Regions from separate parts of the Homo sapiens genome. Here regions 2, 3, 4, 5 and 6 are each linked to region 1. Evidence: read pairs that join two places in POLR2A ChIA-PET (ENCODE). Cell type or tissue: OCI-LY7. All regions are shown on one strand. Each heading gives the region's core, and the rest is flanking DNA. Links, peaks and the distances in the headings are about the cores only.

Region 1 (5,456 bases), core at 638-4,637:
CATTGCACTCCAGCCTGGGCAACAAGAGCAAAACTCCATCTCAAAAAAAGAAAAAATAAATAAATAATAAAATTTTCCAAGCTTTAACACATGAGCATGGGGTGATTGTCATGGGGAGTGGCGGTGAACCTCATCAAAATTGAGGAAGTTGCTGAACTGAGACATTAGAGTGTTGAATAGATTGCCCTTGTGAACACCGAACTAAAGCAGGACTAGACAAAAAGGAAATCCGCAAAACAGTAAATGAGAGGAATGAAGGAGAAGTTGGTAGATGACAGCAGAGAGGACTGAGGTTAAGTGTGTGCTAATACCATGACCATCAGTTTAGTTAGTATAAGTGTTGTATGTGATTGATTTAGACCAATATTAGGGAGACTCTGTGGTCTCATAATAATTTTCCTACTTGTTCTCCAGTGTCTGATTCACTTTTTTAGACTATATTTTAAAGTGCTAAGTTTTTAAAAAATATGTTCGCATTACCTCACCAGATTTATTTCTGATCTGTTGTGTACCAGTGAATAGGTCACTGAAGGCCAAAAAAAAGAAAATCAAATATTTATCTCATCTCTACTGTGATGGGCATTATGCAGGATTAAAATGTAACAAGATACAGCTCAGTCTTTGAAATATTTGTGATATAATAGAGAAGCTTATTTGATGAAGATAAGGAGAACATAATGTTATCACATGCTCACTATATGAGAGGGCTGACCTGGAAGGGTTCGGGACAGCATGAGGTAGGTGATTGGATTGTGGATCCAGGAAAGTAAGCAGCACTTATGGAAAGAAGCAAAAGTATTCAAAACAGAAGAGGACTAAAAACTCTCTTCCGATGCTATCTGGGACCTGCCTAACCTGTCCTATATGATACTCTGAGCAACAGCAATGTGTGCTTTAGAAAGTGCAGGTGAAGATGCTGTTGCACTTCAGTAATCACCTCCCATCTACAAACAAACCCCACAAGGGTTGCGGGAGCCAATGCAAATTTCCCATTTGTATGATTACAGCTGCTGCAGGAGGGTTACAATTCAGGAAACTCCTTGGTGGCTCTTGATATCTGGCTGAAATGGAATTTTTGACACTATTTTTGAAATGATCTGGTACTTATTCTGCTAAACAGTGGGTTTCAGATTTTGAACCAGCAGTAGGACTCATTAATACCCAGGCTGATGTTCTGAGAGCATGTGCCCCTTCAACTGATGTGGAAGCTCCTATGATTGCAAGACCCTGTGTGAGGCTGCTTGTAGGGCCCCAAGATAAATATGGTTCCATGACTGCTCCTCTGATGCTTATTTCCAGTCCCCTATGGATCACTTAATGGTATGATCTGGGTCTGAACCAAACAGACCCAGATAATGACATGACCACAGTTAATATTCCATATTTATGCCAAAATATTCTAATATATTAGACAAGAAAAAAAAAATGGAAAAATCAAGTCTTATTTAACACTGTGATGAGAATCCATATAGTGTGTAAAACAGATCAGAGCTGATTTGAATCACATGCTACCAGCTACCATCTACATAATACTGAGTAGTATACACCTCATTTCCTCATCAATGAAATCAGCAAAATAGAATAATTGACTCATTAACAGTTGTGAGAACTGAATGAGGGGCTCTAAAGGGTTTTGCACATTACTTGCCATACAGTAGGAAGGAACCTATAAGTGACAACCATCATTATTTGGAAGGACACATACCTAGTTGGAAAAAGTAGGTATGGAATCAGCCACTTGGGTTCAAATCCAGGCACTACCATGGTAGTAAAACATTTGAGTCTGTTTTTGCCGAGGAGAAATGAAAGTAGTCAAACTTATTCTATGGGTTGTACAATTATTGAATTAAATGAGAAGGTAACTGGCTCTTAGTAGGTACGTAAGACAGAGCAAACTAGTATTTATTTCAATGTTTCCTTCATTTATTTTGCATAACACGGTGGATCAGTGTTATGAAGAGAGTCACTACTGTCAGAGGCTACATTCCTCACCTTTAACATAGGGAATGTGAGACTTGATGACTTCTAAGGTAGTTTACAGCCTCTAAATCTTTACAAACACATTTAAGTATTTTTAAGGAATTGGGTGAATTAAAGAATCCTAGCAAAACTAAAAATACCTTCTGACTGGCAGTTTCTGGACATTCTGCCTTACATAAAGTGGTAAATTAAAGAGTGACTTTGATGGAGAAATATATTTCTTCTTTATCCCTTCTTAGTTAAAGCCCCTTATTTGATTTGTTTTGATATTGTTGCCTTTTATTATTTCCCAGAGTTATTTCTAGCCCTCCTTTCTCCAAAATGTAATAATTACTCAAAAGTTAATTCTGTTGTTGGTGTCACTAATGGACAATTTAGTTTATTAGTTTAGAACTACAATAAAGTCTCTGTAAATGTAAAAATAAAATTTGAAAATGCGTCATTGAAAATAATTGATTTTGTGCTTCAAAACATGACAGTTCTGCAAAGGAATATGATGATAATTTACTTTCTGTCACTTCCAAGGTTAACTGAAGGGAGAAAAAAATACAAAAAACATTTTTTCTGACAGGCAAACAGGCAAATTATAGACAAAACTGCAGGGCAGGGGGATAAAAAGAAAAAAGAAATCTTAAAAAAGCTGAGCTTCCAATCACCTCCCACCAGTCTCTGTGAAGGATGACTTCAGTCCCTTTCTTAACTAATTCTGTCACTGTAAAATCCTACAGTCATTCTTCCACACATAGAGGACAAATAAGCTCAAGAGGAGGATCTAGATGCTTTCAGTTTTAACTATTCACCAATGGTGGAAAAGGCAGAATGCCTAAGCTATGTCTTTGTGGCCAATAGGATAGCTCTGTATCTCTCACATGACTCACTGCCCCTGTCTTTCACATGGGCTGTAATTTAGTTCAATTCAGAACTGCAGATAGTACAGCTTCCACAGGAGCAAGGGATGTCTGAGCACAAGTGGCTGAGTTCCGAGTGACTTTATGAAGCACTTTCTACCTTCCTCTCCGGCATGAAAACAGGGATTCTGCACCTGCATCATGGACAGTCTGGCAAAAGCCTCTGCTCTGCCTCCGGGGACAAGAAACTAGAGCAAATAACCGTTTTGAAATTGTAAGTATACCTTTCTTTCCGTCAAGTGTACTGATTAAAATAGTTTTATGTCATAAACATCCAATATTTGAAGATTTCTTAAGGGTACTCTTTCATGTGTATATTGAAGGTTATTCAGCTGGCAGGAAAATATTCCAGGGACAATTGTTGCATACTTTATTCTGTTGAGGATAAAGAATTAAAAATAAAAGTCAGGCATTCCAAAGAGTAGCTGTAGGAGGCTGTGCGCTGGAACATCGCTCTAGTGTGCTGCTTTGTTCATAAGAAAAAATGAAGGCACACGCATATGTACTTAGTTCACTTCTTTTTGCTCTTTATGTCTAATCAGATTTGCTCTGTCCCCAAGAAAAATAAAAGACAAACTTTGCTGACTCCACTGACAAGGGCACCATAGACTTTCCAGACATCTGACAGTTATTATAATTAGCTATGAAAGACTGCAAAGACACTTGGGGGCAAATAGCTCTTAAATTCTGAACAATGGCTTCAAGCCAGGGCTTTATATGTTTTTTTAACCACCACTTTTAATTTTATAATAAGGATAGAGACTGAACTGGTTTCGGTGTTGTAGTCCACACAATGTGAAATAAAGTCCCAGCAGAAGTGAAGGCGACTGAAAGTGGCCAGTGTAAAGACAGAAGGAAAAGACAGCTTTCTGTCTTAGGATCTAGCCTTCCATGTATAAAGATTTTTTTTTTTTTTGAAATTCCTAATAGGGTGGAGTGAGGATGTGGGGGTGGGGAGGAAGCATGCGGAAGCTTCTTTATAGAAGAATGCTTGAAGAATAAAATAATTTGGCATTTCTTCTTTCTAGCAAGCAAAAGATATGATTAGCATCTAAGTTCCTTACATTCATAGTGAGGTTTTTTGATGGAGTTCAAACAGAAGCAACATACAATGCAGTTTTTAAATTTATAAAATAATTGGAAACAAATGGATAGAATGTTCCTGCATTACTGCTTTCTTTTTATATTCAGCTACAGTAATCTAGCAATACATTATGCCTTTACTTTTAGAATTATCCACATCCTTAAAAAGTTATAAGCTAAGTCTTATAAGAAATTAAAAGGCAAATCACACCAGTGTGATTATGACTGATGAAGATTTTGAATGACAAAGCCTCCAACAAAAAGAGTTTGTGAAAAACATTGTCCTCCTCATTTTTAAAAGAGAATATTAACTCCATCAATTATTGAAAGGAATTATTCAAAGGCTCCAGACATAACTAATTATGGCTTAAAGAGAGCTGCCAGAGCAGAGCCTGTGTTCTAATTATAAAAGTCCAAGACGTTAGGATTCATTTTCTTAAGGAGGGCTTGAAAATAAATACAAATTTTCACATAATCTTATAAAAATACACCATTTTTTTTCTTTGTCTGCTCTCATGTTATCTACACCTCCCCCACCGCCGCCCACTGTGTGCTGAGACACCTGAAGGCTAGACATAATGATCAACAGAGCTCCAGCCTGTCTGGACTCCAGCCAGATTTTTTTCCCCTTCTACAATCAAGGAGCTTGCACGCAATGCATGCCGAGCCTATTCCACTGCTATGTGCAGATCCGGGATGGAAGTCTTACACATACTGCGGAAAGATTAAAGACAACAATATCCCCTTTCTCTTACCCTAGACAGCCTCAATTTTTAACCCTTTCATTACCTTTGAAACCAAGACGTCTTACCCATTCAAAGGCAGGTCTCAAGGGACTTTGCAACTCCCGCACCACATCATACAGATGCACATGCCTCATTTGGTGTAGAAATCTCATCTCAACAGATCTTATCAGAATATTTTAGGAACTAATAGTGTGCTAACTAAACATAATGTAATTTGTTTGTGTGGGGAATGCATGTTTGAATGAACTTATGCTGCATGAAATCTGGAACAAGTCAAAGGTCTGTCGAAAGATTCTTGCAAACCTTGCAGAAGGTTATATACCATTTCTGATGATGCTGTTCTTTAAGCATCTTTCTCTCTCTCTCTCCTCACACACACACATACATACACACATACTCGCTCTCTTTTCTCTTTCTCTATCTCAAGATGCACACACTCAACCAGGAAATTATATCATTATATCACAGAGAAATCCAGGTTAGCTGGTGATGTCATCATATATAAAATTTTGCCTTTGTGGGCAACATTTTCAATCACCTAATCGCTAATGTATGTTGGGTGTGTGCCCATAGGAAGTTCACGTGCTCGTGGGGTTAACCGACACCCACAGGAAAGGACTATTTTATTCGCAGCTATCTTTCTTTTGAAGATGTGTTTATGGGGCAGGATGGGTATGTTTATCAAGATAGATGTAGTCAGAGTTTCCTGGTTCTAGGAAGCCTTATTAATATGCTGTTT
Region 2 (5,456 bases), core at 586-4,585, 72 kb before region 1:
TAGAATTCAAAAAGGGAAAAGGAAGACAGAAAATTTCAAGCTAATCTGGAGTGCGGAGAGGCAGATTTCTTGATTTTTCTGGCTGCAGTCATATACCAACATTTTAGTTTTATTCTTCTCTTGTATTGGAATAGTGGCTGTTTTAAAGATACATAAGCATTTATATTCTCTGTCAGCTATCTATTTAGGGATAAAAGAATTTACACACCAGAGCACATGGGAAAATGCATGCATGATGATAGAATTTTACAAATTTATTTATTTTGGGTTGTTATAGCCCTTCTACCCTTTATTCTCATTCAAACTCCCACTTTTTAAAAAACATCCCATCTACAGGGAACTGCACAGAAAATGTGAAATTGGTAATTCTGCTTACTCTGCTGCAGAAGAATGTAAGAAATAGCTACAGTGTATGTCACTATAATTTATGACAGGGCAGTGACAATAACTTAAGGACACAGAATAGAACCCAACTACGCACCATTAAATAGTTGATGAGCTTGGAGTATATCATTTTGTTGATATTTCTATCTCCAACACTCAACAAATTATTGCCCCTGCAATTCCCTACATTTTTCACTTCCTAGAAATGTCATGTATAATCCAACATAAAATGGAGACCATTTGTGCACTTTTCACTCAGTTTGTTACTGTAAGAAAGATGTTTTAAGGTAAGAGCTAAAATATTCAATCCAATTCAATAAAACATTTATTGAATACCCAATATTATGGCTGCACTATAAGAAGGTACAGTAAATGCTATAAGCGAGGTCTTAAATACAAAAAAAAAAAAAAAAGGAAAATGACTACCTCTTTATGGGGAAGAGCTGGTTGGTATTGAACAATTTCTTTCCATAGGGCTCACAAGTGTCTTGGCTCTCTAGCATCCTTAGGAAGGAAACCTAAGAGTGATAAACTAAAACTAAAATAACAAAGGAAAGTATGATTTAGGAAATTTTACCCATAAGGTCCGACCTGCTGTAAAACAGTAAATATATCTAAATGTTTGGTTTTGTTTGCTGCCAGTAAAGAGGCTCATTAGAGTTGGAGATGTTATCCTAAAGTGTTTTCAGATAGGATCTCGGTGGCATTTCAGTTTAATCCTCCCAATTCTTTAGGGGACCACTCTGAATTTATCTTACAAGGGGGCAGTAAGCATAGAGAAAAGATTACTTCTCTCGGCCTTTCTCTAACCAGATTTTTGGTTATTCTCAGACAAAAGGAAAAATGTATCCGCCTTCAGAAGTCTGTCTACAAAATATTCTCTCCTATTTGTGTTTAAAGTGTCATCTCTCAGGAACAGCAGCTCTCTATGTTACAGCAATTCCTTTATTTATTCATTTAGTTACAACCAGCGCTTACTAACTGTGCATGAGGCCTGCAGGAGAAGCCATCAAAGTATACAGGGAAATAGTATAGAGAATATTAGGAGGATGAACACATAATCTAGGAATGCTCAGCCTAGACTTGAGCCACCAAGGAAGGAAAAGCATGCTGAGACTGGAAGTACAAAGAATCATGTGAAGTGTGTGTGTGTGTGTGTGTGTGTATGTGTGTGTGTGTGTATGTGTGTGTGTGTGTGTGTGTTTTCCCAGAAAGTTTCAAGCAAGTTGACAGAATGTTCAGTTTAAGAGACAAGTGAGATTCCTTTAGAAAACGTCTAGGAGCTTACAACCTTGTGTTATGTCACAATTTGAACACTATGTGTGGCAGGTTTTACATAAGCTCTCTGTACATGTGTCTAAAGAGTGAGTGCACAAGTTGAGAAAAAAAAATCTTTGCTACGTAAACACAGGCTAACTTGCTTGATGTGGACAGAATGTGGGGAAACTTGGATCCCTGAACATCGTTGCCTTTAGATTTCATCCAGGCTACTGAGTTACTGCATAGTAGGAGTTAACAGATGGCTCTGGTTCTGACCCTGGCTTTTGCTGTGCAACTTCCTGTGTTATTATCTGTGTGACACTTAGAAAGTTAGTTCACCATTGGAGCCTCAGCCTCGTCATCTGTAAGTTGGGAATAATAGTAGTACCTATCTTAAAGGGTGGTTGTAGTCAATGAATTAATACATGTAAAAAACTTAAGACATTGCCTGACGTGTCTCCTTGTAAATGTTCTTTTTCTTTCTTTATCTTTTCTTTTCTTTTTTTTTTTCTCACTCTGTCGCCCAGGCTGGAGTGCAATGAGGCAATCTTGGCTCACTGCAACATCTGCCTCCTGGGTTCAAGTGATTCTCCTGTCTCACCCTCTTGAGTAGCTGGGACTACAGGAGGGTGCCATCATACCCAGCTAATTTTTGTATTTTTAGTAGAGATGGGGTTTTACCATGTTGACCAGGCTGGTCTTAGACTCCTGACCTCAGGTGATCCACCCACCTTGGCCTCCCAAACTGCTGGGATTACAGGCGTGAGCCACCGTGCCCAGCCATAAATGTTAATTTTAATTATCATTCTATGTTAAATTTGTTGTACAAGTGTGAAAAATAAAATTAACCCACTGACTTTGAGGGATGTATATTCTGATTATCCCTTACAGTGTGGAAATAAGTTGTCTTTAATGAAAAATAAAATACTTCAACAAGTTCCTTCTTAGTAACACCAAACTAATGGCAACATAATGGACAGAGTTTGCTTTAACTTCCTGAGATAAATTAAATCACTACATTTTAAAATAACTGAAATGGACTCTCTCTCTCTTTTAAATAATATTTGGGTTTAGGCCCTAAACCCAAAGGCCTAATTCTGCTTGAGAGCTCTTTTAAAATATGACCTATTTCTTTCAAGTTTCTCATTTTATTATTTATCCTCTTGGAGCTCTCAACTTTCAAATAAAAGTGAATGTATTTCTTTTAAATAAGAGGAGGTCTGTGCAGTGCACACATCTAGATTCTGATAGTGCCAAGAGAATTTTTTTTTCAAAGCAGCAGTTCATGTTCAGCCAGCGCCAAACGGAACTTAAAGCTCAAAGGGTTTGACTAAATTTAGAAACCACGATGTTCAAGTGGTTCTAAATTTGACAAAGCAAACCAGAAGCTAACCAAAATCGCACATAAAATGATCTTTTCTATTATGACAACGGATTGGACAAGATATTATTATGCTAAATTTAGGAAAATCAGACCAATAACTAAAAATGAGCTACTTAAGGCTGAAAATAAATGTGTTCCTATTCCAGAAGAAGGAATTCTAATATCTTCATGAATATTTTGAATGATGTTTCCGATGTTATGAAGTTGAAAATATCAAAATTACTAATCAAATTTAAAAGAAGAAAAGAAAACTGTTCCTATCAAGTATGTGGTCTCTCTGGCAATGCTTCCAATCTGAGTTTCAATATTCTCAAGAGCAGCTCATGTTTGACAATACTTCATAAAATAAACCTGAGTTGTCTACCTGATTTTCCATACCAAGCCTATATATTTCATACATAATATTACACAATGATATGTTAAACAAAGTTGATTTAGTCCTTTTTCTGTGTCTTATAATTTTAATTGTGTGTAACATTTCTAATTTGTGTTTTATTCCTAGTACACACATTTGCTTCATTCTGAGCCAACCATCTAGTACACTGATAAAAACCTGCTAAATTGTTTTTCCAGGGCAGAAATTTTAGGTTGAACCAGGAAAGGCAAGATTAACTGCTAACATACTACAGTTATACTTTAACATTATGTGAAACTATTATTTTAAGAAATAGTGAAACAATTAAATGCATATGATGAAATTTTCTATTTTATTGCAAAATAAAATATAGAATATGGTATTTATTAAGTTTTTGCAATAGTGCTTTAAAATAATAGTAGTGCAGGATTTTACTAATGTCAAAGCTATAACTGCAAGTTAACTTTGAGTCAAGTTAAAGGTGAAAATTATGTATTTTCTGAGAAAAAGAAAATTGCAATTTTTAGAAACCACTTTACAGTCTAAATCAAACTTTAAGAGAACTACTCCAGTTTCACTGTGCGTTCCCTAGCCCTTCTACTGGCCTTTAGTGTAACTACCTAGCTTACCTAAGGTTCTCTATTGAAGTAAGAGCATTTTCATTTCAGAATTCCTGTGATCCGGTACATACAGAAAAATATCAAGAGAAGTTAAATTTTAAAATGATGGACCTTTTCCAATTAGATTACTTCTGATCAATACAATGTCTGATTTTTATAAGATGACAACTAAAATTCAAATTCGGATGTCAAAAAGGTTTAAATAACCCTCCCTCCGATCTCTGTAAGTATACATTAGATGTGGGAACCAATAAAGTTTTAGACAAGGAAGATTATTTCATGTAATGGGAAAGCTGAAACCTTAACACTTCTATTGTCTACCTGCCTTACTTCTGAAAATAATTTCTTGCAATGTTCCATGAACATTAATGCATCAGTAAATTACTTTGGATCATGAATTTGTACTGGAAACGGTACCAAAACTCTGAGTTTTCTGTTGGTTATTTATCTCTAAGTTCATTACACAGTATTTGAACAAGGCACAAAGAGCCAAATTAAATCATACTGAGTAATTGCAGGTAATTGCAGGTCATTCTTTACTGTCTACAGGTGGATAAAAAACAATTTATTTGGGGATTAAGAAAAGTATGTTGATGGTTTTCTTATCACAAAATATATTTTTATTGTAAGGACTTAGAATATGCAGATAAGCAATATAATGACAATATATCCAAAGATAACTAACATTAATATAATCTGGGGGGTATAATAATTTTATACATGTTTATAATTTGATTTATATTTATCCAGTGAATCAGTTAGGATCCCATCAAGAGAGTAAAAACACATGGTAATTTGAACAAAGAAGTTTATGAGAATTTTTTTTAACTGTAACAGAGGTTTGAAGTAATGAGGGATTTGCAAGCAGCAGTAAAATAATGTTAAGAAACACGGGAATACAGATATATGGACTAGCCACTATCCCTAGGGTTGAGCTAGAGATGGGCCAAGGGGCCAAGTGAGCACACCATGACCACAGGCACTCTGCTATTGCCCAAGGGAGAGAGCAACAGGGAAGTGGCTCGCTTCTATGAACTGCAGGAGCCATGTGCAACAGAAACCACAGGCTCCCAAGAGTGAGGTTGGATGAGTGTCTGAGTAAATGAATGAGTCTCATTTTACTTACCTGATATTTTCTATCAACCTCTAATTGATGATTTTCCTTTCCTCTTATTGTTGTCTTCAAGGTCTTCTTCCTACTCTGTACTCTCTCTGGGGATCTCTTTACATCCCACAGCCATTGAATCTTAAAAGTAATACAAGAAATAATTGAATGAAATTTCCAAGGACTTCAGAATATAGATCACTTTTTTTCCCTAACATCTAGAACAGTATCTAGCGTATTGACAATATCCAATAATATTTGCTAAATAAATAAAGAAAAATGCACACTGAAGAGTCAACATCATAAATGAATAAAAACATATTCAAAAGTATATCATTCTGAAATTGT
Region 3 (4,925 bases), core at 847-4,846, 260 kb after region 1:
TAAATACAAATGGACATCCAAGAAACACTAGAACAAAGCCTCTAATAAGAAAGAAAGATAGAGCTCAAATAAACAAAAGAGGCACTTGGGAGAATGAGGCAATGCAAGGAGCAAAAGAGAGGATAACCAACTACAATTCATATTTTCAGAAATGAGAAAACATTGCACCCATGAACAAAGAGCAAGAGGTTATAAAAAGCAACATCTCAAGATCAAGAGAAGAAGTCAATAGATACTGGCAAAAATCTTTTTTTTTGTTTTAAAGAAACAGCACTACAATAAAAGATAACATTTAAAAATCACAAAATATCAAGGGAGGGGAGAGTCGTGGGAGCAAAAGACTGTTCTTACTTACTCTAGGCCTTATGGTACTATTTAAACTTTCAAATTATATACACACTTTTAAATAATAATGCAAATAATAAAGAAAAATATCAGTATGTAAAGCAGTATTGAGGATAAAGAAGGCAAATTTTTGTGGCCATGAGAGGAATAAAATCAAATAATTAAAAAATTTTAAAGATAGCAACCATATCTAGCTGTCTCCCAATGACTTATGGTGTCCAATATTTACAATAATGTTTTTTGCTTGTGAATACATATGACTTTGCAAACACACACCTCAAAACTAGGAATGCATTTGTAGGTATTTTATATTTGGTTTAAAACATCATGTTATATATTTCAGGCATGTTGATTAACGAAACAATTAATGACAAAAAAATTAATAAAGGCTACTAGATAACCATTTAAGAACAATCAGTTACACTGCTTTTTTTCTGTCTTAAACTATTTATCTACAAGTCAGGGGGAAAATTTTATCGCTTCCTGTGCAATGATGGTCAAATTGAAGTCTTTGATTTAGATTTGTGTGCCTTTAAATGTCCCATAGTCAAATTTGTTTCAGAAGTAATTCATGCTACATGCCCTTTTGAGATATTTATAAAGTGTGTTAATATATTAAAAGCATAGAAACTTATGTCACTTCGTTTAGCTCAAGATCTCCTAAAAGTATTTGCCACAAACCCATTTTTTTCCCATGGACATACTATAGGACATTTGTACAATGTAACTGCAATGTTTCTGAGAACATAGTTTACAAAATTCTGGCTTGTTATCAGTTATGTATATTTATGTGTGTGTAACCAGTATTATTATCCTGAGGAAGAAAAAATATCAATCCTTTATTTGTATTAATCCTGACTGGGAATTAGATTAAAGGTGACTATTTCTGGGCTCCAGCGCTGGAAAATCTGATTTAGTAGGTTTGTGGGGTAACGTGATCTGTGCACTGGTATTTTCTTAAAGCTCTGATGGTGATTATGATGGAAACAAGGGTTAAGAACAACTGAGAAAGATGCTTCCTTACCCATATTCTCTTTTTAAACATTTTCCAGAATAGGTTTGTTCCCATATTAATTATCTTTTTGCTTCTTATGAAAATGTCTGTTTTCATTTACCTAAATCCAGGGATATATACCTGATTTATGCAATATACTTCAGATAGCAAAAACCATTTAATTATATTAATCCCTTAGTAAGTGTATGTTTTTGTAGCTCTTTGCTTCCTCTAGGATAGGTTACGATCATCATTAAAGAACAAAGAATCATCAAAAGATGTTTGCATAAGTGGTGAAATCTTTTATTAGTGTATTTGGTGCTATCAACAGTGTTTACTATTTAATAAGCGGGTACTATGTGAATGGCACTGTCCTAAATACTGTTACATATTATTTTATCTAATCATTATAGAAATCCTACAAAGTAGATGGTATTCTCTTCTTTTCACAGATGAAAGCTCAAAATCATAAAAACGTGTATGCAAGGCTAAATAAAGAACTTGTAGCAAAATGAGTCTAGATTTAAATGCAGATCTGTCTGACTGTAAAAACCCCCATGCTTGTTCAACTGCATTGCACTGTAAGGAAAAAATATTTAATGCTAAATCCAGTATTTGTGCTAAAGAGCTATTAGGGACTCAAAAATGAGTAAATATTATGTATAACCATCAAAATGGGATTCAGAGTACCACACATTAAAACTTATTGTTAAAAAGTGTAAATTGCTGGACAATGACTACAAAAGGGGTAGATTCTTATTTTTCAGAAAAATGGGAAGAAAAGTGAACAGGCCTATGCCTAACAAAAATGGTAGCATGAACTTGTCTGTCCTTCAGTATTTTTACCCAAATCTTTAAGGAAGGAAAAATAGTAGAACATGCAAAAAAAAGTTATGATTATATTATGTCTGTACTTTGAAACAAAGGAAAACATACAAAAGCCTTTGCTGATCAACCTATACCTTGTAAAAGAAGTGGGGTGAGGGAAAGAATAGGTAAATGAAGCTCCCCATAGAAAATAAACAGTGCTAGGACAGTGAGTGTCTGTGAATTTAATCTAGTTATGTAGAAACGTGTTTACAGCACCAACCACAACCCTTTCTAAATGAGCCAGGAGATGAATTAAAATTGTACTTTTTTTTGTGAACTAACTACAATATAATAAAAAAAAGCAGAAAATAAATGCTAGATTATAGGGAGTCCACCTAATAGAAACTAATCTCCCATCTCACAAACAGAATAAAATGTCTGCTGAGGCTGCACAAAAGCCTCCCACTCCTAAAGCTGAGGACAATAAAAGCAAAGGCTGATAAATGCACTGCTTATTTCTTCTTATTTCCCTTTAATGAAAACTCTGAACAGAAACACTTGGCTTACTTTCAAAATCATTAAAGGAACCCAGGCATAATGGGAAAAGCTACACTTTCAAATAGAAGAGGTTTTCAATGTGTTGTTCTCATAAGACTGCTGTTTGCACAGCTAAAAGCTAACAGCAGTGTCTTTACTGCTCTTGTGGTTTCTTCTCTTCGGTGTACTTCTGTTTTTCTTATTCTGAGTCTTTATAGGAAAGGAAGAGGCGCAGCTCATGCGGTTAAGCACACAGGCGCTACCAAATGGTGCAATAGGTTGCCATAGCACCAGCATAATCAGCCCTATCTCGGGGTTAAAACCACAACTTCTCTAGTTGACGTTGAAGCTGCCTGACTATACATTTAACTGCTACAAAATGCTGAATTTCAGATTGATTTGTGTTTGCTTCAATAAAAATGTATTTCAAAAGTAAGGTTAGTTTTATTATGTGATTTATTTCAGAAGCACTTCATTTTGAAAAGCACTCACAAATGATATTTTAATGACAAAAATAAGTTAAACCTAATATTATATTTAAAAACATAAAAAGTCACCATTGATTTGGCCAGCAACTAAGCTTTATTAATTCATTACATTATGCAACTTGGAGAAAATAGATCACAAAGAAAAAAGTAAGACAAAATGTTTATTTGTAAATAGAACTCACATTCCTTTACCACTAGATAATGAAATGATAAAATATAGTCTAGGCAAGGATATTTCCTATTTGTTCAGCAACACTATCACCACATATGAAATACGACCCTACCAGTAGGAAACATCACATTGCACCCTTTGCAAGCAAATGCACTGAAGTAAGTTGAATGGCTCCTTAAATACACACTTGATAGTCTCAAGAAAGATAATGCCTGAAAAAACAGACATGTGTAGAAACATTTTGCTGCCTTGTCACATTCCCTGATACCCTGCAGCTCTAGTTGGTAACCATTTTCCATGCTGTATATTCCTATCAATTGTCTTATGTTTTGACCAAATAATTATTTCATAAGATAGAAAATATTAAAATAATATATTAACATTCGTAAATAATAAATCCTGAAAAGGATCATGAGATCCTTTTCATTTAACTTCTTTGGGAAAATTCATATTGGGCCAGCTCTTCATCCCTTTGTACATCAGAAAATGGTTTCTCTATCTTTAGTAAAGAAGGAACATTTACCGAATACCTACTATTTGATACATTGTCTTATACAATCCTCATAATATCTCTATGTGATAAGCATTATTATTCTTGTTTTATAAAGGACAAAAGGAAGACACAGCTGGTTTAAATATATTGCTTCGAATATAGAGTAACAGTGTAAAAACTCAATCCCAGGTCTACTAGAATCCAAAGCTCCTGCATTTTCTCCTAACTCCATAATGCTGCCTCCTGGGAATAGAGGATTCAGAGCATCTATTTCACATCATTCTCCTGAATTTCGGTACACAGTCCTTGAATTCCTCCTATCTGTGGTCTGTGGCTTCCTTTTCCTTTCCATTGCCTTTACCCTGGTCCAGGTACTTATCATGTCCTATTTCAATAATGTTTATACTCAGTTTCTAAACTGACAACTTCCTCCATCCCTTCCCCATGCATGCTAGATACCGCCACATTGATCTGCTTGTAAAATGCACTGATGTGTCTCTTTCCTGTTAAAATATTTTAGTAGGAGATTCCAAAGTCTTTACGATTCACTTTACATCAATTCCTCTGAACTTTATATAACTTTACATCATTCCTCTTCAGTTAAAAGGAGATTGTTGTATCTATTTTTTTTTTTTTTTCTGAGAGAGTTTTGCTCTGTGGCCCAGGCTGGAGTGCCGTGGCACTATCTCAGCTCACTGCAACCTCCGCCTGCCGGGTTCACGCGGTTCTCCTGCCTCAGCCTCCTGAGTATATGGGATTACAAACATGCGCCACTACACCCGGCTAATATTTGTATTTTCAGTAGAGACGGGGCTTCACCATGTTGTCCAGGCTGGTCTCGAACTCCGTCCTTAGGTAATCCGCCTGCCTCGGCCTCCCAATGTTGTGGCTATTAAACAAGACAGTTTGTGAAGCCTTTAATAATATTTTTAAAATCCTATAAATGAGCCCCGGCTTCCCTGGCTAGTTTTCAGAGGCTGCCGAGTCGCCGCTGCGCCTGCGCCTTGCCTAGTGGCACTCCCAGCTGCGCGCTGCGTTCTTGCACAGCCATGCCAGGGACCTCAGCAAGCGGTCCAGGCCCTTGAG
Region 4 (5,456 bases), core at 878-4,877, 100 kb before region 1:
AAATAATATGATCATCTTTAAAAGCCATTAAAATGACATTCAAAATCTAAAAGTGAGTGAATCAGTGATCATGAGGACATTCAAATATTGCATCTCAGGCCTCATAAAATCCATTGATACCATATTTTTCTCTAAACCAGAAATATTTAGGCCAAAATGGTTCAAGCTATTTTGATCATTTATTTTTTTTATCTGGTCTGGGACCCTGGGCCTAATGTCTTACTGAGTAAAAATCAATTGCTAGTAATTATACTAGAATAAGTACACAATATTGGAAATCAGAAAACAACCTGATCCTTGAGCCAATCTTCAATACGTTTATGGTGCTGAGTCTTACTTTCCTTAGCTATAAAATAAGAGGATTGGACTAGATTCCTACAAGTGGTTGCTCCCATTTTAATTGCTTTAATCCTAGGAATCTACTATATTTAAAAATCCAAAAGAGCTGTATTAAAGGACAGTGTGACAATGTGAATATGGACGTTGTAGAGAGTTTCAGACAAGTCTTAAATGTTTACAATATAGCCATCCTGCTACATAAAAGTTTGTCTCCCAGAGGATATATCTAAATCATTCTTTGGCCTGCCTTAGCTCTGGGAGAGACTAAACAAGCATCATGCATGAATTGTGCATGCTTGTAAAGCACACAGAAATATGTTATTAGAAAGTAGTATTTAACCTAAATAGAAAATCAGTAAAGTAGCATTTTAAATTATCTTGTAGCCTGATGAAAATTCAATTAGAACATGACACCCAAACATTTAGGAAATGAAGAAGTTTTCTAAGTACTTTAAAAAAGGAAAGAGAGATTGACTCTTCATATTTTCAAGAAGTAATTGGGAGAGTTATGTGAACTGGAAGAGGCCTCAGATGTGAAATGAACTAGGCTTCATGTAAATGAAAGGTATAATGATGGCTAAAACACGTACAAATCAGATAGCACCTGCCTGAAGTACTTAGACCGGGGAAAGAAGGAGAAGAAAGAAGATAGTGTTCAAAATGTTTGCTTAGATATTGATTAGAAGGTGAAATGTCAACTGGGCTTTCTTGCTAGACTGGGTACCTAGCAAACGCGATCCCATGAAATAGGCAAAAAGAAGTAAAGAATATGCACATCAACTATTTTATGTGACATGGTCTCAAGTTAGCGATTGATATACTAAGAGTGTTTGCCTTTGAGATGTTTTTCCCCAGTAATAGTATCTAGATTGCTTGAAGAAATTACTTTAAGTGCTTTAAGAAACCACTTAAAATCTGATAAATTCACTAGATGAATAGAATAGAATGAAAGACCAATGAATTATGCTTTTAATGAATTTATTGCAACTTTGTTGTCATTTTCTACTTCACACTTCTTTTTACCACGTATATTTTATAGCAAAAACACACAATTTTTCCGTGTGGGTGAGAATTTGAGTTATAGCCACAATATTATTGTTGAAGTATGTTTTTCAAAGTGTTTACAATAAAATGACTCTGGTAGTATGTTACAATATTGTGAAAGAATAATAATAATGATCATTAAAAGCAAAGTAATGAACAAAACCAGAAGCCACAAAGAAACCTTTCCAAGAGAGCATTTCCAACATTTTATATAAGGATGAATATATTCTTATATTTCCTTATATGGAGAATAATATATATGACATGCTGGAAGAAGAATAAAATAACTTAAAAAAAGAGAGAACGAACCAAACACAGAATGTACTTATTTTTGTTACTGTTCAAATTATTATGATGGGAGTTGCACAATAATGTTTAACAAGCACAAGCTTCAGACTCCATCACATCTGAGTTCAAAGCCTAAGCCCTAGGAGCTTGGTCAAAAGCCTCAATCTTTGTGAGTCTGTTTGCTCATCTATAATATGTGGATGGCAGTTCTGAGCTTATAGAATTTTCATTATAATTAAGTGAAATCACAAAACCAAATCAGTTCCTCTTAAGTGAGAAAAAGTGGCAAACTTTGTTGTTACTATTTTAATATTTATTATGAATATTTATACTTACTACCTTTTTCAATATCTATAATTAGACAATAAAAATATTTCCATTTTAAGGCATTCAATAATAGCTCTGTTAGCTTATAAAATGCTTCCTTGAGTTTCTTTTGGTTTGGTAAACATTTTTTTAAAAACCTTCATTGAGATTGCTTGGTTTTCAATATGATAAAGTGTAGGTCTCTATTTTAAACATCTTTTCTGAGAAGATAAGTAGCTATGTGATTTGCAAAATGCACAGCTTGTAAGTCTTGTAACTTTAAAATATTTCCCTTCTACTCTCTGCCTGCAGCCCTTCATCTCTCCGTTTCTTGGTCACCAGTTGAGTACAAACTCTCTGGTTTTAAAATGTTATCTATGTAAATTCTTCTGCCACAGCTGGACAAGATGCATTCAAGAGTTTTTCTGTTTCCTGTGTGGTGAAGCAGCTTTCCCCTAACGACTATTTCCCATCAGTACCACAAAGACCTACCTTCTTAACCACTGTTTCAACGGTTTCTTACCACTTCCACCTTTCTGTAGAACATTTCATTTGGAAGGAGAGTCACAAATACTTGTTCACTGGGCTGTTCAGACTGATAACGTCTCTTGGGACTTGAACATTGATGCACAATTCTCATCTGGAAAAAAAATTCAACTGTCAAACATTGGCAAAGAATACCAGAAATGAAAACAAACTCTTTTCTGTCTTAGTGTCACCATAAGATAATTTGTTTTGCTCTCTTAGAGAATAAAATTCTTTACCTTTTTTCTAAAAATCAAAGTAAAAACATTTCATTATTTGTCTATTTTGCTTACTTTAGCAAAAATTTTAATACATTTGGATTCTAAGCATGTGTTTTACTGATAAATGCATTAAATTGTTATTAGAAACTTTAGACCTAAGAATAGAAAATCAAATGAGATTGACAAACATGGTAACATAGGCTTAATTTTTTAATAAGGAATGAGAGAATTCTAGTACTTTATTCTAATACAATAAATAATGTCAAGACTTTTCTTTACATGTTCAAGATTTTTCATCTAAAAAAAGACCCATGTTAATTATTAACTGCAGAAACAAATTATAAGTATTATGTCTACATTTCTTATAAAGAAATAATATCTTAATATAGCCTTTAAAAATCATAATTATTTTACCTGCTCATTTGTAAAATACTAAATGTATTTGAATTATTTTTCATAAATTAAGGAATTATAAAAGTTTAACTGTCATTTGTATATTATATCTTGATCTTTTCATTCATTTTTATTTTCTGGATTTATGGTCTTTGTTCTTATGGTTTTCATTCTGTTATATGTTTCCAAGATATTTTCAAATAGAGTTTTAACTGAGTGATGCTAGATTAGAACATTTTCTAGTTCAAAATATTTGATGATTCAATAACATAAATTATGTTATGGCTCAAAATTACCCCTCCCCTCAATAAGCACACACTGATAAGCAATGACATGTGTGGAATAAAAATGACAAGAAAGTATGGCTCTGTCTCAACAAAAGGCAGAACTGACAGCTAATGTTTGTTATTGCTCTAAGCACCAGAAAGTGTGTACTAAAGAATACTAGGTTTTTAGACTGTGAATAGGTGTTCCACATACAACTACAGACATGCCAATATCTACTGGAATAAATTGGATAATTTCTTGCTGAAATAAAGTTAAGTTGGTATCTTTACACAGGTGTTCTCATAGACTTTGATGTGTTAACACTGTGAACATTCCAGAGAAGGATATGGCACAGATCTCTTGAAGCACCTCCTAAAACTATGAAAACACCCTTCGGCTCTATTAATATGTAAAACAAATATTGGCAAATTGTTGATTAAGAATCTGCTTATGCTGTTTTTCTGTACATTTAAGTAACCACAAATTGTGTTTTTTCTTTCACAATATGTCACTTCCTTTCCATTCTCAATGTCCCCACCCTAGTTTGGGCTTTTGCCTCTCTCTGCCCACCTCTAGTTTCTCTTCTTGTTCCATCCTATGAATTTAATCATATTAATCTTCTTAATGCAGCTCTAATAAGATCACAAATTTCTTTGAATATTTGCCACAGTTTCCTTTATGAAGAGCAAAAATCTTTCAAAATGTAATCTGATATGCAGGGGTATCTATAATGCAATCCCAACCAACTTTCTAACGTTTTTTTTTTTTCAAATGGCATTATTTCTTGACCCACCTGTTTGATGAATTGACCTGGTCACCAGTCATGTCAGAGATTTATTTTCTCTGATCTTTTGATCACATTAGTCCTTTGTCTGGAATATGCTCAACCAGCTTGTTCCTATTGAGATCCAGTGTAGTCCATTCCTTGGTTCAAATTGAAATGAAATTTCCAGCATGGAACTCTCAGATTCTTCCAACAGGACAAAGCCTTCCCCTCATCTGAAACTCCATAAAAGTTTCTTACAAAACTTTTGAGGTATATATCACATCTGTGTGTAGTTGCCTCAGTTGCCTGTCTAAACTGTGAAATGGTTTGGGATAGGAGATAGAACATCAGGGAGAGATTTCTGCTAGGAAGTCCATGGCTTTAGGCAGTGGTCAGTTATATATGAAGTGGGTGCAGGGGCATTCATCTGATGAGTTTATTATTCTGATAAAGTAAATGCTAAAACATTTCAGAATCACTTCTTTAAGAGAAGAGCTACAAGATACTCATATTACCTTCGGCAAAACAGCTTTTATTATTTTATCCTTTTTATACTTTATTGAATACACCAAATTTAGAGTGTGTTTTCCAAATATTTTATATGCCTTCATATTTGCTTTTATTCTTTGAACAGAAGATAGAAAAAAAATTCCTCTGTCCAAAAGAGTACATCTTCTTTTCCTCCTTTTACTAGTGCTATTGCAGTCCTTCAAGACCCTAAACCATGCTAGCCCCAGATAGGTATGTTAACCTTAAAGACAGCGCCTAGGAAATTCTTGAGTGCATCACATCTAAAAATCTCTATTTATGAACATTAGACATTATTGTGATTTTAAAATTTCCCTAAGGCAAAAAATAAACTAAAATATTCTAAGTAGAAAATAAATAAATACATATAAATAATTTTACATTAAAGCAATTAAGAAAATTTCTCCCTAAGACAGCTGTAATTTCAGGGCAACTGTAGAGCCCTACCAGGACTGAAAGATCATCTTACATCTAGGATAATCTGTTCATTAGAGTTGTGGAGGGGAACTCACAAACATGAATCAATATTTCTAATACATAATACTTTATGCTGTAGACCACATCTTTAAAAGAATTCTGTTCTCTTCCAAAGAGCAGTAGGGACATAGACCCCGAGTTATACTTGAGGAACCTTCAGCAAGAGCATTACGATAGATTCCCAACAACTAGAATCCTTTCTTGGAATGCATAATGGAAAGAAAATACCTGCTTTTAAACCTTCCTCTCAGCTTTTACCTTAGGTTCACAACAGACTTGATTTTAATGTAACTAATGTGTCC
Region 5 (5,456 bases), core at 891-4,890, 180 kb before region 1:
AGTATCATAATATAGAAAATAAAAGACAAGGTTAATACAACTGGCCCTATCATGCTGTTGCATCATATTAAGAAAACGTTGGGGTGATAACAGGGGAAACCTTTAGACAATAGGGCATAAATTGCCTTAAACAGTATAGAAAATATTTTATTATGAGAGTAGAAAAGAAGACCATGAGTAGAAGTATAAGCATTTCTTATAGACCAGCATATAACCAAGTTTCCCATTTATATGGCATTAGTCAAGAAAATAGATCTGAAATTTCCAGGATCTCTAATAATATCTTGGTAGAGTTGCAAAGTGTCAAGTGGCAAAGTGTTCTGGCAGTTATGTTGTTGGAGAGTATGTGGTTGATTGTTTAGTAAATTATACATAAAGATTAGTGATATTTGTGTATCACCAATGAAAATGGTTGATTACTATGATCATGATTCAAGACACAGGGCAGGAGGTTGTTGTGGAAAACTGGAGGTGGGTAATAGAAGAAAGTCCTGGAGTGGGTAGTTCTCTCCTCAAGGGGCCTAGGGTTGATTGAAATGTGCAGTTGCCTCTGGGGGAAAGTAATAATTTCCATTCATTTTTGGAATGTCATAGATAGTAGTAACCTCTATCAGATTTTCCTTTAGAGAGGAGTGTGCGTATTTTGTCATAAAGCAAGGGGTATACCAGGATCATGGGCTAAGCAGACAATGAGACTAAGCAACAGAATCCTCAATGTCAGAGGAAGAAAAGCAATAAATGTCTCATGTCCACTTTGTCAGGGCCTTAGGAGAAGTCCATGTGTGTCACTGGGATGGAGGCTTTGACTTCATGGGTAAAGTCATCTCTGGTGCTGGGGAAGAATTCGTTTCCATTGATGAAATCTTGGGTTGGGGCAATGTCATCCAGGATGTGGGACTGAGGATTGTTTTCAAGTTTATGTCCACTCACATTAATGTGGGTCTTACTTTTGTGGCTGTATGGTATTATAGTGACACGGAGCCATTTGTGTCATTTGGAGGCAATGTTAGGCCTGGGAGCCTGGCTTGCAAATATCTTTCAAGTCAAAGGGATTTTGGGTTCACAGCTAGCAAAGGTGATATTGGCATCATGATGCTGTTGTAATGGACAAATATGCCAGACCCAACTGACACCACTTAAGCCCCCATTAAGGATGGCCATGTCTAAAACTTTCTAATTAGTCCAAGGTTTCTATTAGATGGGTAATGAGAGGAGTTTTGTTGGAATTTGGTTTTGATTCAGATTTCCTAATTTGGTTGTTATTAATATGATGCCAGGTTATATGTCAAATAAAATATCTGTGCCTGAGTTTGGAGTGCCAGCATTAGCCTGTAGGCATGTCTTGTATTTTTTTGTTTTCTTTTTATTTCATTTATTTATTTATTTATTTTGAGATGGAGTCTTGCTCTGTCTCCTAGGCTGGAGTGCAGTGGCGCAATCTCAGCTCACTGCAACCTCCACCTCCCGGGTTCAAGTGATTCTCCTGCTTCAGCCTCCTGAGTAGCTGGGATTACAGGTGCCTGCCACCACGCCTAGCTAATTTTTGTATTTTTTAGTACAGACGGCGTTTCATCATGTTGGCCAGGTTGGTCTCGAACTCCTGACCTCAGGTGATACACACGCTTCGGCCTCCCAAAGTGTTGAGATTACAGGCATGAGCCACCATGCCTGGCCTTCTTTTTTTTTTTTTGAGACTGAGTTTCATTCTTGTCACCCAGGCTGGAGTGCAATGGCACAATCTCAGTTCACTGTAACCTCTGCCTCCAGGATTCAAGCAATTCTCCTGCCTCAGTCACTCAAGTAGCTGGGATTATAGGCATGCACCACCACACCCAGCTAATTTTGTATTTTTTTTTTTTTAGAAGATATGGGGTTTCACCATGTTAGCCAGGCTGGTCTTGAACTTCTGACCTCAGATGATCTGCACAACGCAGACTCCCAAAGTGCTGTGACTTGTATTTTTAGCCATTTGTTGTAGGCCCTTTGCTTCAGTTGTTGGTTTGGTTGGTGATGGGAAAGCTGGTAGAGACTTTGGGTTATAGGGCTTGTATTAGCCAAATTCAATGGCATGTGGGCTTCACCATTGTCCATGTTTAGTTGAAATAATGGCTTACTTAGATGCTTTGAGCTTGTAGATTGCAGACCAGTGAAATCAGAATAATACTGATGAGACCAACAGTCAACAGGATAGTGTACAGCTGCATTTGACAGGTGTTTTGGGATTTGGGTTTTTTTTTTTTTTAAGTTTTCTGTCTGTTCCTGACTGCTTTTACCCTTTGGTTGTTTACCTGATAAACTCCTGGTGGTCCTGGATGACCATGTTCATACATGGTTGCTTCCTTCTCTAGAGTGTACCAACTGACCTCTGAAGGATTTGGATTTACTTCCAAGAGAGTAGTAATGCCTTATAAGTATTTTTGAGGCTCTGGATTTTGAACATAAGGCCCTTGGCATGCTGGTAAGCAGCAGTTCCCAATAAGACATGTGTGCACAATCTGAGTGTTTTACATTATTGAATCAATTGCATGACCTTCTCAAGGGTATTAGGTGGGCCAGGGATAAAGTGTTCCTTTCTTCATTTCTTTTTCTATAAGCATCGTGCCACTGATTTACATGGGTGTGACCCCTTACATCCTGCTTTATCAGGAGACAAATTGTGACAGCAGCAAGGCAAGCAACAACACAAGAGTTTACATTGGCTCCATGTGTGCCTCACAACATATGAGAATCTCTAAACAGCATCCTCCCTCTACTCAATGGAGCAGACTGAAATGTACAAGGAAAATAATAACTTAGTTACCCCGCCACTTGTCAGTAATGCCTTGCTGATTGATAAAGCCCATTTCATATCACTTGGAGGGAAGTCTTACCACATTCCTTTTGGAGGAGACATTGCAAGCCTTAGCTGGTCAATATAGATGGATACTCCTGGGAACATTGTTCAGAATCTAGGCAATTGACTCAGCTTACACTGGGACTGCAGGAAAACTCAGCTTTCAAGTTCTGAATCTAGGGTGGGGATTTATAGTAATGCCTGCCAAATCCAACAAACAGCATTTGCAGCCACAGTGCAAGTGCATGCCAGTAGGTGGCGATACCTTTCCAGGCTGCCACTGACATCTGGTAGAACTACTTAGCAAGCTGTTATGGACTTGAAGTTTATGCCCTACTTCCCAGTTTAATAGGTTGAAATCCTAACCCCCAATGTGATGGTATTAGGAGGTGGCTGGGGTCTTCAAGAGGTAAGTTCAAGGTTTCCTAAAATCACCCTCAGGTTTGCTAATTCACTCAAAAGACTCACAGGACTTATTGAAAGCTATTGCACTCACAATATTTGCTACAGGGAAAGGATAGAATCAGCTAACGAAAGAGACATGTAGGGTAGAATCCAAGAGGATTCCAAATGTGAAGCTCTTATTGTCCTAATGACAAAGAATACCTCCTGGTATTGATGTACGACACTATCTACAGAGTATTGCCATCCCAGGAGCTCACTTGAACTCCCATGTTCAGAGTTTTTACTGGGGCTTCATTAGGTAGGCATAACTGAAGGATTAATTGCCCATATGGTTGAACCCAATCTCCAGTTCCTCCCTCACTATGAGTAACATTATTAGCATAATTTATTAGATGCAGCCCAAGAGGCCCACTGTGTTTCTGTACTATACACGTGGGAGTTTAGAAAAGTCCTGTAATGTCTTTAAGCTTGAGTTCCTTGTGTGTAAAAATTAGAATAATGATTTCTATCTCATAGGTTTGCAATGGTAAAGAATAAATTAATTCATATTTCTCACACATAGTAATTATGCAATAAATGGTGAAGTAATTAGGTCATGAGGGTGGATCCCTCTTGAATGCAATTAGTGCCATATAAAAAGAGACTTGAGAAGTTCCTTCCTCTCTGCCATGTAAAGTACAATGAGAAGACAGACATCTGCAAACCAGGATGGAGGCCTGGTTATTATTTCATTAATTATTAATTCATTATTATTTATTATTAACATATTATAAAATATTATTAATATTCTTCTCTTCCACAAAGTTATTCTTAATTCATTATCCATGCTTTCAATAAATAGTGAGAAAGGAATCAATGTGACCAGCTTATTTACACTACTGTTGGGAATAAACAAGAAGCCATGAAGCATAGAAAAGTGATTTTAATCCCTAATATAACCAGTTTTGAGTATCTAGATAAGTTTAAAGACATCTTCAAGTCCTGATAATCCATAATTCTGTGGGCTCTGTGGCTTTTTTGGTGTAGGAAAAGAAGTGCCTCTTGAAACAAGGACCAGAGTTAAAGTTCCAGCACTACATTTGTTAAGTGTGTGACCTTAGGCAAGTTGTCTATCATCTCTCTACCTCAGGTTTCTTTTCTGTAAAATGGGAGAAAATAATAGCTACCTCAAAAGTATTGTTAAATTTGGAAAAGATAGCATACTGAAAAATACACAGCACAGCACTGTGAATTACACATAATAGGTGCCTAATAAATAAAAATTTTAAAATTTATGTAACAATTAATCTCTTACTTAGTGCCAGTCACTAGAAGGTGTGAATGGTATAGTGATGAATAAAGTTTGATCATTGTCCTAAAAATGTATTTCATCCAATAGGAGAGATAGACAAGCACACCAGGAGTGACCATACAGTTGATAGATCTAATTTTTTCTCTTTTGCCTTTCAATGTAAATGAGTCAACCCCTGAATTTATGGCTTTTTCTCCTCTACTTTCATTAGTTCTTGCATCTGAATAGATCTTTGAAGCATTTACGCATGTAAATCAAATAAATAATTATTTAATTAGTGAAATTTCAGAAAATATAAAATGTAGGCAGGTGTTTTTTTGATAAGGAGTATTTGATGACTCCTTACTTGCCAACAAATAGACCCAAGTGACAATCGATAACTTTTTACCAATCTTCTTTTTCATTATGCAAGACTGATAGACAAATTGGGAGGTCAAAAGTACTAGTTTAATTGAATGCCGACATTTATCTTTTAGACTGTGGCTGTGAATAAATCATGTGAAAAATGAAGATAGCATAAATTAGAAAAGATTATAGCCCCAGATTTGCTTCTAATTTCCAGTCTGATCTTTGTAGGTCTCAGCGAGTTTATTTCCCAGTTTTCTTTTCTACAAATTGAGACTATGAGACATGCTATCTAAGGTCCCCACCAGTGCTATTTTATGGCATTTTGCATATTAAAATAGTGGAGCATTAACAATACATGCACAAAATATAGATTTGGAGAATGAATAATCACATAACTGTATATATGTAATTATCATTTTACTAGAAAAATTGCATAAGCTGATTAGATTTAGCTATATGAGTTTTTAAATAAATTTATCATTTCATATATTGCTCATTTTTCAGAAATATCACCGATTTTTAAAAAATACAATAAAAATATTATCCATTCAACAGAGAAGTGAAACTAAAAATATTAAG
Region 6 (5,456 bases), core at 503-4,502, 150 kb before region 1:
CCATATTGCACATATTGTTTTATTGTCTTCTTTGTCATTCTTTCTTGTTCCCACTTCTCCCCTTCATCTTAGCATTAAGGTTTTCTAGCTAATCTCTCTCTGACTTAGTGATGAGGTTCATTGCTAACAGAGGGTCATGATCCCCATCCCAGATTTGTTTATCACCATAAGACTTGAAAAAAAACACCACTGATAAATGTACTCACAGCATTATATTCCTTTACAAAATACTCACCATAAAAATATTTAAACGTTGGATAAAATGTTGAAAGATCATTTTGTGTGCTTTCACTAGCTGACTGAGAGACAAAAGTCACTGAAGGAGGAAATTCCAAGTCTTGCTAAAGATCACTCTGTAAATAATAAATCTTTTCTTAAGTCAGAATACAGCATTCTATCCTTCATGAAAAATTCTTACCAAGTTAAAATTTGAAAATCATTTTGTGTGTAGCTTGACCTTCCTTGTGAATGTCATGACAGGCATCTATTACACTAAATTGATAGCTTGAAAAGTTCTGGATCAACATCAGGCAAACAAGAACAGGAATAGACTTTATGTAAGGGCTTGAAGGAGAGACCATCACAGTCTGGCCTACCCTTTCTCTCCCCAGCAGTTTTAATTACATAGTATAAATACATGACCACAGAATCTAAATACATGACCTGGTAGGAGCATTTCTGTGTAAAGTCTGTGGTCACAGGGACAGATGGCAAAGCTTCCAATTGCATCAGCTGTCTCCCTACTACTCAAGAAAAGGCGCATGTTTCTTGTAAAACAACATGCTTTCATCCTGCTGGGGCAGGGACTGAGGAATGAGTGGAAATCACTTTTCCTAGTTGTCACAGAGCCCCAAGAGTGATATAGGTAGACTTTTCACCCTCTTGTGCTTATTCTTAGCACCTCACAAGAATCAAAGTTCGACAACTTGGCAGCTTTGAAAAATGTCATAAGTTGCTTTTCAACTATATTTTCTTTTTCTATGTCTGAAGTGGAAGAAAAGTAGCTGGAAGTAAAATACTGCATTAAAATTTTTTTATACCTTAGTAAATTAATATATTCTACTTATATGGACATTTTAAAAATGAAATGATTACTAGGGAAAATATATGCTGAATCATCTTCAAAACATTTGCACTTGTATTTTTTCACATAGATACAAAACTAAAATAATTTAATATGGATTTGTTTAATACAAACTAAGAGCTGATGTGTTCAGAGATAACACTTGAAACAATGTCAAGGTTAGAGGACATAATCCAGATGTATGTCATCATTTACAAAGCCAAAGCCAAAATTATCTTGAAAATTACAAATTTGGTGGGTTATTTTTAGTGTCAGCCAAGAGGAAAACCCAGGGTTTGTACCATAACAGCAGTGCTTAGTTTTCATGAGTCTGGAATGTAGTCATCAACCCAGCTGAAAATAGGCAACAGCATCAGTGTGTGCTAGAACAGAGACTGCATTGCAGTTGGTGTGTGTGGACAAAGACTAATTCTTAGTATTGTTGGAAAGAGTGACTGCCACATCACAAACTGCTACTGTTCAAACTTCTCAGAAGCTGCATGCAAAATAAAATAAATAAAACAACTATCCAGCACAAACTTTACACAATACCACTTCAATTTCAATGGCATCCCATCATTTGACCAGGATAAATAGGTTTCATATTTGTAAGTATCCATATTTTTAGATTCAATCTATGAAACCAAATATTCTTTAACTAATGGGATAAGATGATGTCTTCTTAGAGAGGAAAAAAAAAAAAAAAAACAAAACACTTGAGCTCTTCTTCTTACCTGAGAGAGAGCTTTGGAAACTCTGGGACTAAACAAATGAAGACAGTACATTGATTTGTTTCTTGTGAAAGAAAAAGCCAGGGGAACTGCACAGCCACAGCATGGCTCATGAAAACCTTTAATCTATTATGGAACTAAGACGTGGTCTTGTTTTCTCCTCAAGCAGCTACAGTCAGTGAAGCTGGGACTCTATTTGCTAAGACAGGAGGAGATAATCTTGAGGGACTGAGTTGGCAATGATCAGAATTCTGTAGGACTCGAGGCCAGGTATGAACAGTGGAAACTGAAAATGCCTTTGACCATGATGCCACGTATACATTGAAGACCTCCTTACATTCTCCTTTCCCCTGGGAAGAGGGGAGGTCAGCCACACTCAGCTCTAACAAAGTCCTTTTGAAGCAGTTGGAGCTGAGGCTGTGGCCACTGACCAGCCCTGGCTATGATGATCAAGCCTGTTTTAAATACGCTAGTGTCTTGGAATTCCTGGTTGTTGGAGGTAAAACAATGATGTCATAGACATATAAAGAAATATGATAAATATAAAACAGGAATGATATGATTCTGTTTTGTATAAGTAAAAAAATAAATTTAAATTATGCGTAGCAAAAGAGAATATTCTAATTAAGAAAAAATAAAAGAAAATGAGAAAAGAAGAAACTCAGAAACTATAGATTGGCTTGCAATATACATATCCAAGTTTCTGCTTGGTGCTTTTCAGTACATTATGTCATTTAGCCTCTTAATTGTTGTCATACCTTTAATCTAATTACTAAGCTGATTTTCAGCAAATAAAAAACTCAGAAAGGTTAAACAAATTGCCCAAAGTAATAGACAGATAGATAAATATCATATAAGAAACATAAAACAAAAGCTATGAGTATCAGAAATGAAAGAGGAAAGTTGACTTCAAATGTCAAAAAAAAAGAGATACTAGAATTATTATGAATCAAAGATACTCCCAAGACATAGGGTAAGGAAAGAGTGACTATGTAAATTTACAAAGAGAGATTGAATTTGAAATTGGAAAATAGTTGGCAGAATGTTGAGGGAAAAACATGAAAATTCAAGGTATGACTTTCTAGAACACATAAACAAGGACTTTTCAGAAAACTTAACTATTGGTGTCATCCTCAGAAAAGCACCAGTCCTCAGGCCCAAGACATAGATGCTACATATGGTATCCCTTAAAATGAAAGAATCCTAAAAGTGGTAGTTATCTCCTAGTTAAATTCTCCAGTGCTTTTATTGAAGATCTACCTGAAATCTTACCCATTTAACAACATTGCTATATTATTATCTCTTAATACTTATTTGTAAATGGAAATTGAAACATTTAGTCTTGAGTTTTGTCAAGTGTGGTGAAACTGGGAGTCTTATTACTTGTAAACATTTTAAAAATAGCTTGGGAGTGGGTTTGAAATTGTTAGGTATGCTTTGCTGACTGTTTTCTGGTTATTCCTCCTACTAATTTGGTGCCACTAATTGCTGTAGGCTTCTATTATTAAAATGTGGTTAGTGAAAAGGGTTATGAGTTATGTCCACATTTTGCCTTTGAGATTGTAGACAGTGAATCTCAGTAGATTATAAAGGGTAGTTTTAGTCATCTGGTGGCTGTCATAGTGAAGCTGTTTCTCATGACTTGCATACACATGTGGATAGACTTTTTTAAAGAATAAACTAAAATCCTGAAACAAAGTCATTTTCAAGGGTTTCAGAAAGGTTGGTAAAATGACAAGAGGGATAAGAATTTGGTAGCTAAACTCTTTCTCTGGTCTGAATACTCATTTTACTACTACTAACAAATTCTCCCTTACTTCCTGGTTCTTTATTTTTATTTGTCCATTATCTTATTTTCTCACTAGTCTGAAACCATTTAAAATGTTTTGTGGGCTGCATCATGCTTTCTACATAAGTATGTCATCAAATATGAGAAGAAGAATTCTGGAGATTAACAATAGAGTGGCAATGGCTTATTCTCTGAATCTATTTAAAAGGGAATGTTATGATCTATTTCAATGCACAAAATAATAAACAAAAATTGGAGCTTGTTTCAAAATCGGATTATAAAATTTAAAGACTGTGGAAGAAATGTCAAATGCATACAAGTTTTAAAATTCACAGCAAATGTATAGCTTCATTTTGAAAAGTGCAATGAATTGAGAATCTATACATGTTAAAATAATGAACAAATAACTTTTTCCAGGAGATGTCTAGAAAAATGTCCACTAAGTACAAGCTCAAAGTAACTATGTGAAAAAAAAAAGGAAAAGAAATACAATATAGTAGTTGGAAGAAATGAAAACCACCAATACTTTGGATGCCTTGGGTTCACTTCCTTTTCATATATTTGTTTTAAAATCAATCTGAGAGTATGGAAAAGTGTGCAAAGGCTTGATTTGGTGTTCAGAAGACAAAATCTCAGTGACATCAGAGACTACCACACACTTAGAGTGAGAATGATGAAGGGGCAGGAGGGAAAAATTCGGCTGCAATCAAAATGAACCAGCCACGGAGGCTGTACGTGTTTCTCAGATTTCAAGTAGTTCTAATCCTGAGGAGTAAGATGACGCCTAGACTAGTTGTATTGGTAAGTTCAGAATCACTCTACATTTATCATCCACACACCTGTACTTGCACAAGAAGAGTTCAAAGCTAAAAATTCTAGAGAACAGAAAATAATGAATGTTATGAAGAGGCAGGAAAATACCATGTTTTCTGCCACTATGTAAAGAATGGCTTAATTAATGACAGAAATTATCTTTAATTAATCATCTATTTCCTGTATTGCAGATTTCAGTTCTGTTTAAGTCTTCATGATATAGTGACTGAGGTTAATGCAAGAAGGTTACTTATGCTCAACTCCTTTCTTGCAGTAAAGTGATGAAAAGAGACGTGAGTCAATCACTGAGGATTTTTAAATGTTGATAAAATGGTTATTTGCATGTGATATTGAAATGCAGCAGTTTAACCATAAACTGAATATTCAAAACAAGGAGGCAATTGATCTGAGAACTCAGCAACATGCGTTGGTTATTTTCAGATTTCTACAATGTAATAGGGAAAATGTGTGACTGGTGTTAAAGACAGAATGATGAGGCCTCTGAGCATACAAATAATTGAAATGAGCAAGAGTCTTGTATCAAAAAATAGATGGAAATTTGACAGGTAAACACTAATGAAAATCTGGTTTATATGAAGACAATGTATTTGAGTTCTGCTGATTTGGCAAATAAGAAAGGTTAAATGGGGATACTTTTAGTTTTAGGCCATCTGATCCAGATAATGATCATTTTAAAAATCACAATGATCAACATTCCATAAACAAAAGGCAGCACTAGATCACTAGGTATATTAAAAAATGTAGAATTAGTTCAACTCAATATCACTACCTAAAAGGTAATCAAATAAAGTTAGAACTAATTTTTTACATTTAAATGAATATGTTATGAGCTAAGAGTGACAGAAAATTGAATAAGAAATAATTTTAAGACTATAAAATTGAATGAATTGTGTAATATTTAAAAGAGGGAGTGGCTTAAGCTGAAATTTAAGTGAGGAGTGAACTTCATTTTATTAGCAAATATTTTTAAAAGGCTATTACATGCGCTCAAGAAAATTAGTGATACCAAATGTTCAGTATCCCTAAGCATGTTTTTAGG

Evidence for each region. Peaks named below come from ENCODE experiments on the same cell type or tissue, not always from the same donor. Only the 100,000 strongest peaks of a DNase experiment are listed, where the experiment ranks them.
Region 2: POLR2A ChIA-PET joins it to region 1 with 19 read pairs; 5 of 35 experiments call an interaction of 5 or more read pairs at or near these places.
Region 3: POLR2A ChIA-PET joins it to region 1 with 19 read pairs; 3 of 35 experiments call an interaction of 5 or more read pairs at or near these places.
Region 4: POLR2A ChIA-PET joins it to region 1 with 13 read pairs; 6 of 35 experiments call an interaction of 5 or more read pairs at or near these places.
Region 5: POLR2A ChIA-PET joins it to region 1 with 15 read pairs; 8 of 35 experiments call an interaction of 5 or more read pairs at or near these places.
Region 6: POLR2A ChIA-PET joins it to region 1 with 18 read pairs; 4 of 35 experiments call an interaction of 5 or more read pairs at or near these places.

Annotation. Positions count from the first base shown.
Region 1 is chr1:198,934,872-198,940,327 of GRCh38, reverse strand. MIR181A1HG (MIR181A1 host gene) reads left to right here and starts at 2,899. Exons shown (of 3, transcript NR_040073.1): 1 at 2,899-3,102. RefSeq lists enhancers at 2,599-2,648, 3,049-3,108. In OCI-LY7, for the core only: no CTCF peak of the experiment used is centred there; DNase peaks (open chromatin) are centred at 937, 2,827, 3,537 and 4,557; H3K4me3 peaks cover 3,461 bases; H3K27ac peaks cover 2,379 bases.
Region 2 is chr1:199,007,164-199,012,619 of GRCh38, reverse strand. LINC01222 (long intergenic non-protein coding RNA 1222) reads left to right here. Exons shown (of 3, transcript NR_110525.1): 2 at 4,052-4,226. Among named protein-coding and RNA genes, the nearest start is that of LINC01221, 6.2 kb to the left of the region's middle. In OCI-LY7, for the core only: no CTCF peak of the experiment used is centred there; DNase peaks (open chromatin) are centred at 1,929 and 2,949; H3K4me3 peaks cover 504 bases; H3K27ac peaks cover 700 bases.
Region 3 is chr1:198,680,005-198,684,929 of GRCh38, reverse strand. All of the region lies in intron 2 of PTPRC (protein tyrosine phosphatase receptor type C), which reads right to left. It also overlaps the pseudogene PEBP1P3. Among named protein-coding and RNA genes, the nearest start is that of PTPRC-AS1, 15 kb to the right of the region's middle. RefSeq lists an enhancer at 2,690-3,260. In OCI-LY7, for the core only: no CTCF peak of the experiment used is centred there; DNase peaks (open chromatin) are centred at 2,939 and 3,492; H3K4me3 peaks cover 3,642 bases; H3K27ac peaks cover 4,000 bases.
Region 4 is chr1:199,038,717-199,044,172 of GRCh38, reverse strand. It overlaps LINC01221 (long intergenic non-protein coding RNA 1221), which reads right to left. Exons shown (of 3, transcript NR_126351.1): 2 at 2,501-2,617. Among named protein-coding and RNA genes, the nearest start is that of LINC01222, 22 kb to the right of the region's middle. In OCI-LY7, for the core only: no CTCF peak of the experiment used is centred there; a DNase peak (open chromatin) is centred at 2,432; H3K4me3 peaks cover 1,108 bases; H3K27ac peaks cover 2,951 bases.
Region 5 is chr1:199,111,089-199,116,544 of GRCh38, reverse strand. All of the region lies in intron 2 of LOC107985243 (a long non-coding RNA gene), which reads left to right. Among named protein-coding and RNA genes, the nearest start is that of LINC02789, 35 kb to the left of the region's middle. RefSeq lists an enhancer at 1-94. In OCI-LY7, for the core only: a CTCF peak has its summit at 3,091 (motif pointing right); a DNase peak (open chromatin) is centred at 3,084.
Region 6 is chr1:199,079,756-199,085,211 of GRCh38, reverse strand. No RefSeq gene overlaps it. Among named protein-coding and RNA genes, the nearest start is that of LINC01222, 64 kb to the right of the region's middle. In OCI-LY7, for the core only: no CTCF peak of the experiment used is centred there; no DNase peak of the experiment used is centred there.